Regions from separate parts of the Homo sapiens genome. Here region 2 is linked to region 1. A link is an interaction called in ENCODE POLR2A ChIA-PET data of the cell type or tissue named here. Cell type or tissue: GM12878. All regions are shown on one strand. Region 1 overlaps RABEP1 (rabaptin, RAB GTPase binding effector protein 1). Region 2 overlaps RABEP1 (rabaptin, RAB GTPase binding effector protein 1).

Region 1 (5,000 bases):
AAAGAGAAAAATCTAACAGGTGGAAGGTGGTAAACAGTGATTTTAAGCTGATAGCAAAAGTAGACAGGTTCCCAAAACCTTTTTTTTTTTAATTGAGACAGGGTCCTCACTCTGTCTCCCAGGCTGGAGGGCAGTGGCGCGATCTCAGCTCACTGCAGCTTTGACCTCCTGGGCTCAGGCGACCCCTCCCACCTCAGCCTCCCAAGTAGTTGTAGCTGGGACTACTACAAGTGTGTGCCACCATCCTTGGCTAATTTTTTTTGTTTGTTTCAGTAGCATCGGGGTTTTGCCATGTTGTCCAGGCTGGTGTTGAACTCCTGACCTCAAGCAATCTGCCTGCCTTGGCCTCCCAAAGTGCTAGGATTGCAGGCCTCAGCCACCATACCCTGCCCCCGATACCTTCTTTTGATGACAGCAGTCACCAATTCAGAAAGGAAAGAAGGCTCTGCCAAGAGTGCCTGTAACATGAGCTGAGACGATAAGAAGTTGGGGAAAGGTGGGAGACAGCAAAGAGCTAATGGCAAGATAGGCAACTGGTTTTTTGTAAATGATGAAATAAACATAAAAAATAACAGTCATGTTAATACATATATAGGAAAAAAGAATGAGGTCCAAATTATAGAGATTGAATCTGTAGGGTATAATTAGGGGAAACTTCTACTTACTAAGATTTCCTTAAAAAGGAAAAAAAAAAAAAAAAAGAAACAGGTATAAAGATTGGATAGGACAGGCACGGTGTCTCATGCCTGCAATCCCAGCACTTTGGGAGGCCGAAGCAGGCTAATCACCTGAGATCAGGAGTTCGAGACCAGCCTGGCCAACATGGCGAAACCGCATCTCTACTAAAAATACAAAAAAAGGCCAGGTGCGGTGGCTGATGCCTGTAATCCCCGCACTTTGGGAGGCCAAGGCGGGCGGATCACGAGGTCAGGAGTTGGAGACCAGCCTAGCCAATGTGGTGAAACCCCATCTCTACTAAAAAATATTTTAAAAAATTTGCCAGGCACAGTGGCACGCGCCTGTTGTCCCAGTACTCAGGAAGCTGAGGCAGGAGAATCACTTGAACCTGGGAGACAGAGGTTGCAGTAAGCCTAGGTTGCGCCACTGCACTCCAGCCTGGGTGACAGAGCAAGACTCCATCTCAAAAAATAAAAATAAAATAAAAAATAATAAAAAAAATAAAAATACAGAAACAAATTAGCCCAGCGTGCTGGCGCACGCCTGTAATCCCAGCTACTCGGGAGGCTGAGGCAGGAGAATCACTTGAACCCAGGAGGCGGAGGTTGCAGTGAGCCAAGATCACACCACTGCACTCCAGCCTAGGGGACAGAATGAAACTGTGTCTCAAAAAATAAAAATTAAAAATTAAGCTTGGATAAAGTTAAGGAGAGAATTATGAATGTCTCTGGGAAACCAGTTTTGTAGCCCAGGTTTACCCAACCACAGAAGAATGTAAGTGACCAAAAGTGCCATCTTTGGCTGGGCATGGTGGCTCACGTGAGGTCAGGAGCTCAAGACCAGCCTGGCAAACATGGTGAAACCCCATCTATACTATAAATGCAAAAAATTAGCTGGGCATGGTGGCAGGCGCTTGTAATCCCAGCTACTGGGGAGGCTGAGGCAGGAGAATCGTTTAAACCTGTGAGGCGGAGGTTGCAGTGAGCAGAGATGATGCCATTGCACTCCAGCCTGGGTGACAGATATTATCTGTCTCAAAAAGAAACAAAAGTGTCATCTTTATGGACAGCATGATGGTGAGTGTGTTATAACTTTTCAAGTACTAGATACAAAAACAAACGTCATAAGCAGCCAGCATGGTAACCCCTTCAAACATTTAATTTCTGGCACACTCTCAATCTGGGCCGACAAAAATAACATAGATCTTCAAAACATTAAGGCTACGTGAAAGAACATGGACACAAAAGACCACATATCGTATGATTCTATTCATAGGAAAGTCCAGAATAGGGAAATCTATAGAGGCAGAAAGGTTAGTAGTTGCTTAAGGCTAGGGGAGGAGGGGGAATAAGGATGGTAGCTAAAGGGCGAAGTGTTACTTTTTCGTGTGTGTGTGTGTGTGTGTGTGTGTGTGTGTGTGTGTGTGTGTTTAGCTGGTGTAGTCGGGTCACAGGGAGTTACTACTTGAGGTGATGAAAATGTTCTAAAATTGATTGTGATGATGGTTGCACACATCTGTGAGTACAGCAAAAACCACTGAATGGTACATTTTAAATGGTTGAATTGGCACGTGAATTATATCTGAATAAAACTGTTTACATAAAGAACATACGGCCATTTCAGAAAACGTACTTGTTGACATTTTTGATCATGTGGAAAGTAAGTTACCTCTGTAGTGTCTGGGAGGATGAAGTCTTCTGCTTGCTGTAATGACACATGCAGGCTGTGCTTTCCCTGGAGACTGTCATTATCTTTCTGTAACCTCACCAGCTCTTCTGAAACCTGTTCCCGTGACTGCATCAGCACCGCCTAAAATAGAAGTAGATACTAATCACAGCCAGAAAGGTAGATCCGGTCTGGTGATAGCTACACCAGAGAAAAACAAGTCCAAACTAAAGGAGTGCTGAGGATGGACGGGGTATGGTGAAGTTCTGCTAGACTTAGAAAAAGCTGCACAGAGATTTTCTGGTTTACAGCATATATTCAACAAGGGACAGGCAATGAAGCAAGTATCTGAGGCTCATTCTCCACTGTTTCTACAAACCGCTTAAAAATTCTATCTTTTGGTTGGGTGTGGTGGCTCACGCCTGTAATCCCAACACTTTGGGAGGCTGAGGTGGGTGGATTGCCTGAGCTCAGGAGTTTGAGACCAGCCTGGGCAAAACAGTGAAACCCTGTCTCTACTAAAATGCAGAAAGTTAGCTGGGTACAGCGGGGTGCCTGTAATCCCAGCAACTAGGGAGGGAGGCTGAGGCCGGAGAATCGCTTGAACCCAGGAGGCGGAGGTTGCAGTGAGCCGAGATTGCACCGTTGCGCCCATCCTGGGCCACAGAGCAAGACTCCATCTCAAAAAAAAAAAAAAATTAATATTTTCCCTCCATATCCCTGTACTACAGAAGGACCAGGATCTCTAGTTCAATGGAAGTGGCTGACACCATCAAGACCTATATCAGACAGAGCATGTACTCTAAGACAACTCCCATTTCCCCATGGCGTGCACTGGACAGAAAGGAGGGAGAAACAGAGTAGTGTCTTCATTTCCTATTATGTATACCTCTGTTTAGGCTCGGAATCACTGTGAATGGCCCAGCAGGCCCAGATACTGGAAGTCATCAAGAGCATCTAAGCTCAGGAATCACAGAGCACTTGAGAAGCTTATTCTTTTTTTTCTTTTGAGACAGTCTCGCTCTGTAGCCCAGGCTGGAATGCAGTGGTGTGATCTCGGCTCACTGCAACCTCCACCTCCCGAGTCCCGGTTCAAGTGATTCTCCTGCCTCAGCCTCCCAAGTAGCTGGGACTACAGGCACGCACCACCACGCCCAGCTCATTTTTTTGTATTTTTAGTAGAGGCAGGGTTTCACTATGTTGGCCAGGCTGGTCTCAATCTCCTGACCTCGTGATCCGCCCACCTCAGCCTCCCAAAGTACTGGGATTACAGGCGTGAGCCACCGCACCCAGCCAGAGAAGCTTATTCTTAAAATGGGACACACTCCCACTTCTGCTTGTTGATGTGTAAAACAATTTTAGGTATTTCATATTATTTGTATCAATATAAAAGTTATCCACCAAATCCGAGTATCAGATAAAGCTCTACAAAAGCACGTGACTCCTGCTAATCTGTAGTACTAAAGTCACTTACCTTAAGGGCACACATACATGTAGATGATGCTCTCATACGATGTTTATTGTGCAGCTACTACTCTATGCCACGTGTTTTGCTGCCCACAGGAAATACAGAGATAAAAGACAAAGACTTTGCCCTGGAGAAGCTCATGGTCCAATAGAGGAGAAAGACAAGTAAACCAAAAACTACTCTACAATACCATAAACTGCTATGACAGAGATTGGGTACTGCAGTGATAAAAGGACAAAGGGGTACCTAATTTGGGGCAGGAAATTGGGAAGAGGGTTAAAGAACACTTCCCAGAGGAGGCGATGACTGAGCTGCATTCTGAAGGACAAACAGGCCTAAGACAGGCAGTCACGGCCATGCATATGCTCTGGCTAAAGCCCACTGGCTCTTATTGTCTTCAGACTAGAATCCACTGTGCTTTATGATCACTGTCACCCATTTACAACAAAATCTTAGTATCCCACCACCTTCTGGATATGAAAGAAGGGAAAAAAGAATATGTATATATTTGCTTGTTTTTGTAAAGAGAAAAACAGAAGGATAAGCCAAAAATAAATTAAAATAATTACGTATAAGAGTGAGTGGAAATGGGGTGAAAAGGACAGGGAATGGAAATGGAGCTGAGTATTTATTTTTATACTTTTGATTATGAACCATGTTACATATTCAAAATATAAATCAAGAAAGAAAAATCAAATCTGAAAATGTAATATAAAGAGAAACAGCCCAGGCGCAGTGGCTCACGCCTGTAATCCCAGCACTTTGGGAGGCCGAGGCGGGTGGATCACGAGGTCAGGAGATCGAGACCATCCTGGCTAACACGGTGAAACCCCGTCTCCACTGAAAAAACAAAAAATTCTCCAGGCGTGGTGGCGGGCGCATGTAGTCCCAGCTACTCCAGAGGCTGAGGCAGGAGAATGGCGTGAGCCCGGGAGGCGGAGCTTGCAGTGAGCCGAGATCGCGCCACTGCACTCCAACCTGGGCGACAGAGCAAGACTCCGTCTCAAAAACAAAAAAAAAAAAAGAGAAACAAATGGAGCTAACTATATATCAAATTCCTAATACAACCACAGAGAGAAAAACTAACATTTGAACACAGTACTTAAACTGTAAACCCTTATCTGAGATACAGTCTAAGGGCAGAACTACAAAGAAATGTTGGCCTTTACTTAGTAGATTTGCTGTTGGT
Region 2 (5,000 bases), 73 kb after region 1:
AAACAAAAATTAGTTGGGCATGGTGGCGGACGCCTGTAGTCCCAGCTACTCGGGAGGCTGAGGCTTGAGAATTGCTTGAACTGGGGAGGACAAGGCTGCAGTGAGCTGAGATCGCACAACTGCCCTCCAGCCTGGGCAACAGAGCAAGACTCCATCTCAAAAAAAAAAAAAATGTTTTCAGTAACATTCCCCTAAATCTGCTCCCTTAGAGATTTTGGTTCTGCTCTCCAGAATGAGAGCAGATTTTCTAGTATCTGAAATTTCACACCCACCGTTTTCTTCTCCAGATTTCTCCTAATCATGATTTCTAAATGCTTCATTATCCAAGTTGCTCACCCTTCAAACTAAACTTAGTCAAAGTTCCACATAAAATATGACAGTCTGATCTAAACACAAAACCAGCATAGAGTCTAATAGAAATATCTCCTTTCTTCAGAGGACCATACCCTTAACAATGTATGGTAAATCTACTCTAGCTTTTTTGCCACAACCCCATACTGTTATTGTTATCCCATAAGATTAATGTAATCCAACACTGTCCTTAAACCCTTCCCACTTGAACTGCTATTAAACCAAGGCTCCTCTTACAACCTGAAGCTAGTGCAGTTTTAACCATGGCGCAGGTGGTTGATTTTTTTTTTTTTTAAACAAAGTTATTGGTTAGGCCTAAGAGACCCTTGGTATATCACCTGAAATCTTGGTGGAGGTTGATATTGATTTATTACTCTAAGTTTGGTATGCAGACTGTTACTGGTCTAAGAATGAGATAAGGAGTTTGTGCCACAACGTAAAATAAACTAAGACACTAAGCACATTGCTTAGTTCTACTGACATTTTTCAATGAAGAAAGCAGTACATGGATTTATATTCTGGTTCAGGTTCCTTGTGCCCTAGAAGACCATTAAAAACAGTTTGTGGACAGGTTACTTTCAGTAGTACTGCTATAGTTGACAACTGCCATATCCATGGCTGTCTATCAATCCTTTGCATAGTCTTCTTACATTTAAAGAAATTTCCATTTTATGAGTTTCAGCTTCCCAAAATAGAAGTCAAATACAAATCCCCAATCTCCCTTAAAACCAGAATGCAGGCATGTGACCCAGCCTCCTCCAATCAAACACACTCAAATGCAACTTCAATTCAGAATAGAGCAGTGTAAAGAAACGAGGTTCCATTCTCATTGCTGTAAGACTTTTAGTCGTGTCCCAGTGGTATAGGTCTAGCTCCTGAATCAGAAATGGTATCAGTCCAAGCAGCAGAGACAACAGCATTAAAGTGAATTTCTATAGGCCAGCAGCACCAGAGGCAAGTTTCCTGTAAGGTCAGTTCTAGAGCAGCTTTTGGGTATTCCTTAAAGTTTAGCATAAAGGAGTGATTCTCCAAGTGTAGCTCTGGGACCACAACATCACCATCACCTGGAAACTTGTGAGAAGTTCTCAGGCCCCATCCCAGGCTTCCCGGAATCAGAAATTCTGGAGATGGGGCCCGGTAACATGCTTAACAAGCCCTTTTAGATGCAGGCTAAAGTTTGAGAATCATCTAGAATCTCTCTCCCTTGCCCTCCCAATGACTCTGTAAGCAACTTCATATCTTCTCAAAAATACCTTTTCTGCTTAGACCAGACAGGACAAATTGTTTTGTTTGCAACCAAGAAGCTTGGGCAAAACATACTGTCACTCCCACTACCATACTCTTAAAGACTGCTCATAGGGTGCTAAGCAATGATTAAACAATAATAACAAACATCTACAAGGAATTAACAAGAGTTAGAGGGTAGGAAACACTTGAAAAATCTGCTTACGATCAACCTGGCTGATTTCATAACATCATACGGGGATGGGGGAGCACATACTGACTTCCTTCTCAAGAGTACAGTATAGAAAGGTCCCCCCGCTTGCACCCCAAGAAAGAGAGAGAAACTTGACCAATACTACCTCAGTAGGGGTGGTCAAGGCTACACATCACTGATAAGCCATGTATGTAACCTTGATGTGACACAAAGAAAACGATACTTTACCCATGTGCTCTTCCTCCCAAGACGCTATGTCAGTCTAATCATGAGAAAAACATCACACAGATCCCAATTTAGGGACATTCTGCAAAATACCTGACCAGTACTTCTTAAAACTGGCAAGATCATCAAACCAAAGTCACAGAAACTTTCACAGTCTAGAGAAGCCTAAGGAGGCCTGGCAACAAAATGTAATGTAACAGCCTTCAAGCTTAACAGAAATGAAAAACTCATGCACTTGAATGCTTAGCTGGGTAGATTTTCCTTCCCATCTAACTGCATATTATACTCTATAAGACCCAGTCATATCTCCTAATATAACCCTCAGTTTTGCCTGGAGTCCAATCAGAGAGAAAAAGCAGTTTAGAAATGAGTGTAGGCCAGGCACGGTGGCTGATGCCTGTAATCACAGCACTTTGGGAGGCCGAGGTGGGCAGATCATGAGGTCAAGAGATCAAGAGCATCCTGGCACACATGGTGAAACCCCATCTCTACTAAAAATACAAAAATTAGCCGGGCATGGTGGCAGGAGCCTGTAGTCCCAGCTACTCAGGAGGCTGAGGCAGGAGAATCGCTTGAACCCAGGAGGCAGAGGTTGCAGTGAGCCGAGATCACGCCATTGCACTCCAGCCTGGCGACAAGGAGAGACTCTGCCTCCAAAAAAAAAAAAAAAAGAAAAAGAAAAAGAAAAGAAAAAAAGAAAAAGAAATGAGTGCAGAGAGCAGCTTGAATAGCCCTGTAAATGAGAAACAAACCCCAATGACAGCAGAGAGGACTGGGTCACAAGGCAAAAATAAAACCGTGACTAAAAATGAATTCAGAACCACGTAATATAAGGGCAAACAAAACTAACTGAAAACACACTTCAGTGGCCCTAGGGACTCATTAGCTTACCGCTCAGTACCAAAACTAACTTCCATAATACTAAGTCCTCAATAAAAGATTAAATGATGCCCAGTGTTCTCTGTTTAAGGATAATAGTGATAATAGTGATTTAAGTAAAACTGCTTAAAAAAAAAAAAAAAACCTGCTACACACCTAGTACCCAGACTGTGTTCTCTAAATGACATTCCCCACTAAAAGGAACTAGGGATCCTTAGGAAAAAGGACCAATTCCAGGTCCAGGGCAGGAAGTGTACAAGATAAGCCTGGAACATCTTGTCTGTTAAGGTTATATAAAAAGATTTAGGAGTCAATGTAAAGAGGCCACACACTGGCCAAAAATGAGACAGTTTGGGTATCAGTGTGGTAGGCTGAAACTTCCTCCCACCACACCCCCTCCACACACACACAAGTGCGCACGACAACTGGGGAATATGTGAACACAGAATGGATATTTGGTGTTACTGTTAACTGGTTTTAGGTGTTATAATAGCATTGTGGTACGTTTACACATACACTGAAATATTTCCAAATAAAATCACAGATTCCTAGTTTAAAATCCTGGAGGAGGCCGGGCACAGTGGCTCACGCCTGTAATCCCAGCACTTTGAGAGGCTGAGGCGGGCGGATCACGAGGTCAGGAGATCGAGACCATCCTGGCTAACACGGTGAAACCCCATCTCTACTAAAAATACAAAAAATTAGCCGGGCGTGGTGGCGGACGCCTGTAGTCCCAGCTACTCAGAAGGCTGAGGCAGGAGAAAGGCATGAACCCGGGAGGCGGAGGTTACAGTGAGCTGAGATCTCGCTACTGCACTCCAGCCTGGGCGACAGAGCGAGACTCCGTCTCAAAAAAAAAAAAAAAAATCCTGGAGGAGGTGGGAGTTATACGTGAGACTGGCCATACATTAAGAATCATGACACATGGAAGGTGGTGACTCTACATACTAATATTTTTAAGTGTTTAAGAAGCTCCATATGAAGATATAACGAGGCATTATGCACATACACACACAATTCAGAGTGGAGAACTATTCATAAAGAATATCATAATCTCTGGTTATTACCAGTTCCTCTAATATAAACAGTAATTGGTTTAGAATAGTCTTAAGATTTCTATCATTTACAAGAAAAAAGCCTAATGCAACAAAAAACACCTCTTAGAACCATATTTAATTATACCGTAAAACGAATCAAATTCCCTATATATACTCTTCCCTTGATTGTAACATAGAAAATTTTAAAATGTAGATGTAATTCCTTATCTCCCTACACTTGGGTTATAAAAAGGCTACACATTAGCTATAAACTCTACAGTGGGGGTTACTTATCAGAAGAAAAGTTCTTCTAAATAAATAATAAAAACACAGGGTTATATTTTATTTACAAGGAAAGTTGGCTGCATTATTTATGGGCTTTTCCGAAATAGCAAGGTCATACACAGAGAGGGAACAGAATTTTTAATAAATAGCTATCTGCCTACATGTGGATGAAGGAGATTAACTGTATGTCTCAGGAAGGGAACACAAGAACCAAGAGGAAAGAGAAGTCTTAAGGAAAGAACGCTGATGTTAACACTTGGGAGGAAACTCTTGATTAAAGCTACAGAAAATGAAATGTGTAATTGAGCTAACAATCAAGTATCCATTGCCTATTTATCAACTATTATATGAGAAGCCATAGAGCATAACAGCTGAGAGCACAGGCTCTGGAATTAAACTAGGGTTTGAATCCCAGCCCTCCCACTAAGCTGGTTCCTTCTCTCCATCTGTAACAAGGGGGACTAATAATAGGACTATCTTCTAGCTTTGTAGTAAGGATTAAATAATTCACAAATAGCTCTTCATGGAGTATCAGGCAAGTTATTTTATACACTGGCTCATTAAATTTTCAAACCAAACCATAAAATAGGCATTATCACCCCAGTTACAGATGCAGAAACATTCTAAGATTAAGCTAACCTATTGATATACAGCTAGTAAGTAGCAGAGCTGGATTCAAACACTGACCTGCCTGGTTCCAAGGCCTAGCTGGATTTCCCCATGATTACAGGTGTTTAATAGAGGAGATTCATGAGTCACATGAGCAGAAGTTGTAAACGGTGTAA

The links. ChIA-PET counts read pairs that join two places held together with the same protein. Peaks named below come from ENCODE experiments on the same cell type or tissue, not always from the same donor. Only the 100,000 strongest peaks of a DNase experiment are listed, where the experiment ranks them.
Region 2: POLR2A ChIA-PET joins it to region 1 with 5 read pairs; 6 of 35 experiments call an interaction of 5 or more read pairs at or near these places.

The regions. Positions count from the first base shown.
Region 1 is chr17:5,370,801-5,375,800 of GRCh38, reverse strand. It overlaps RABEP1 (rabaptin, RAB GTPase binding effector protein 1), which reads right to left. Exons shown (of 18, transcript NM_004703.6): 13 at 2,347-2,487. Among named protein-coding and RNA genes, the nearest start is that of NUP88, 46 kb to the left of the region's middle. In GM12878, no CTCF peak of the experiment used is centred here; a DNase peak (open chromatin) is centred at 2,440.
Region 2 is chr17:5,297,417-5,302,416 of GRCh38, reverse strand. The region is part of intron 1 of RABEP1 (rabaptin, RAB GTPase binding effector protein 1); the gene reads right to left. Among named protein-coding and RNA genes, the nearest start is that of RABEP1, 18 kb to the right of the region's middle. RefSeq lists a silencer at 2,887-2,936. In GM12878, a CTCF peak has its summit at 4,996; a DNase peak (open chromatin) is centred at 2,812; H3K27ac peaks cover 1,242 bases.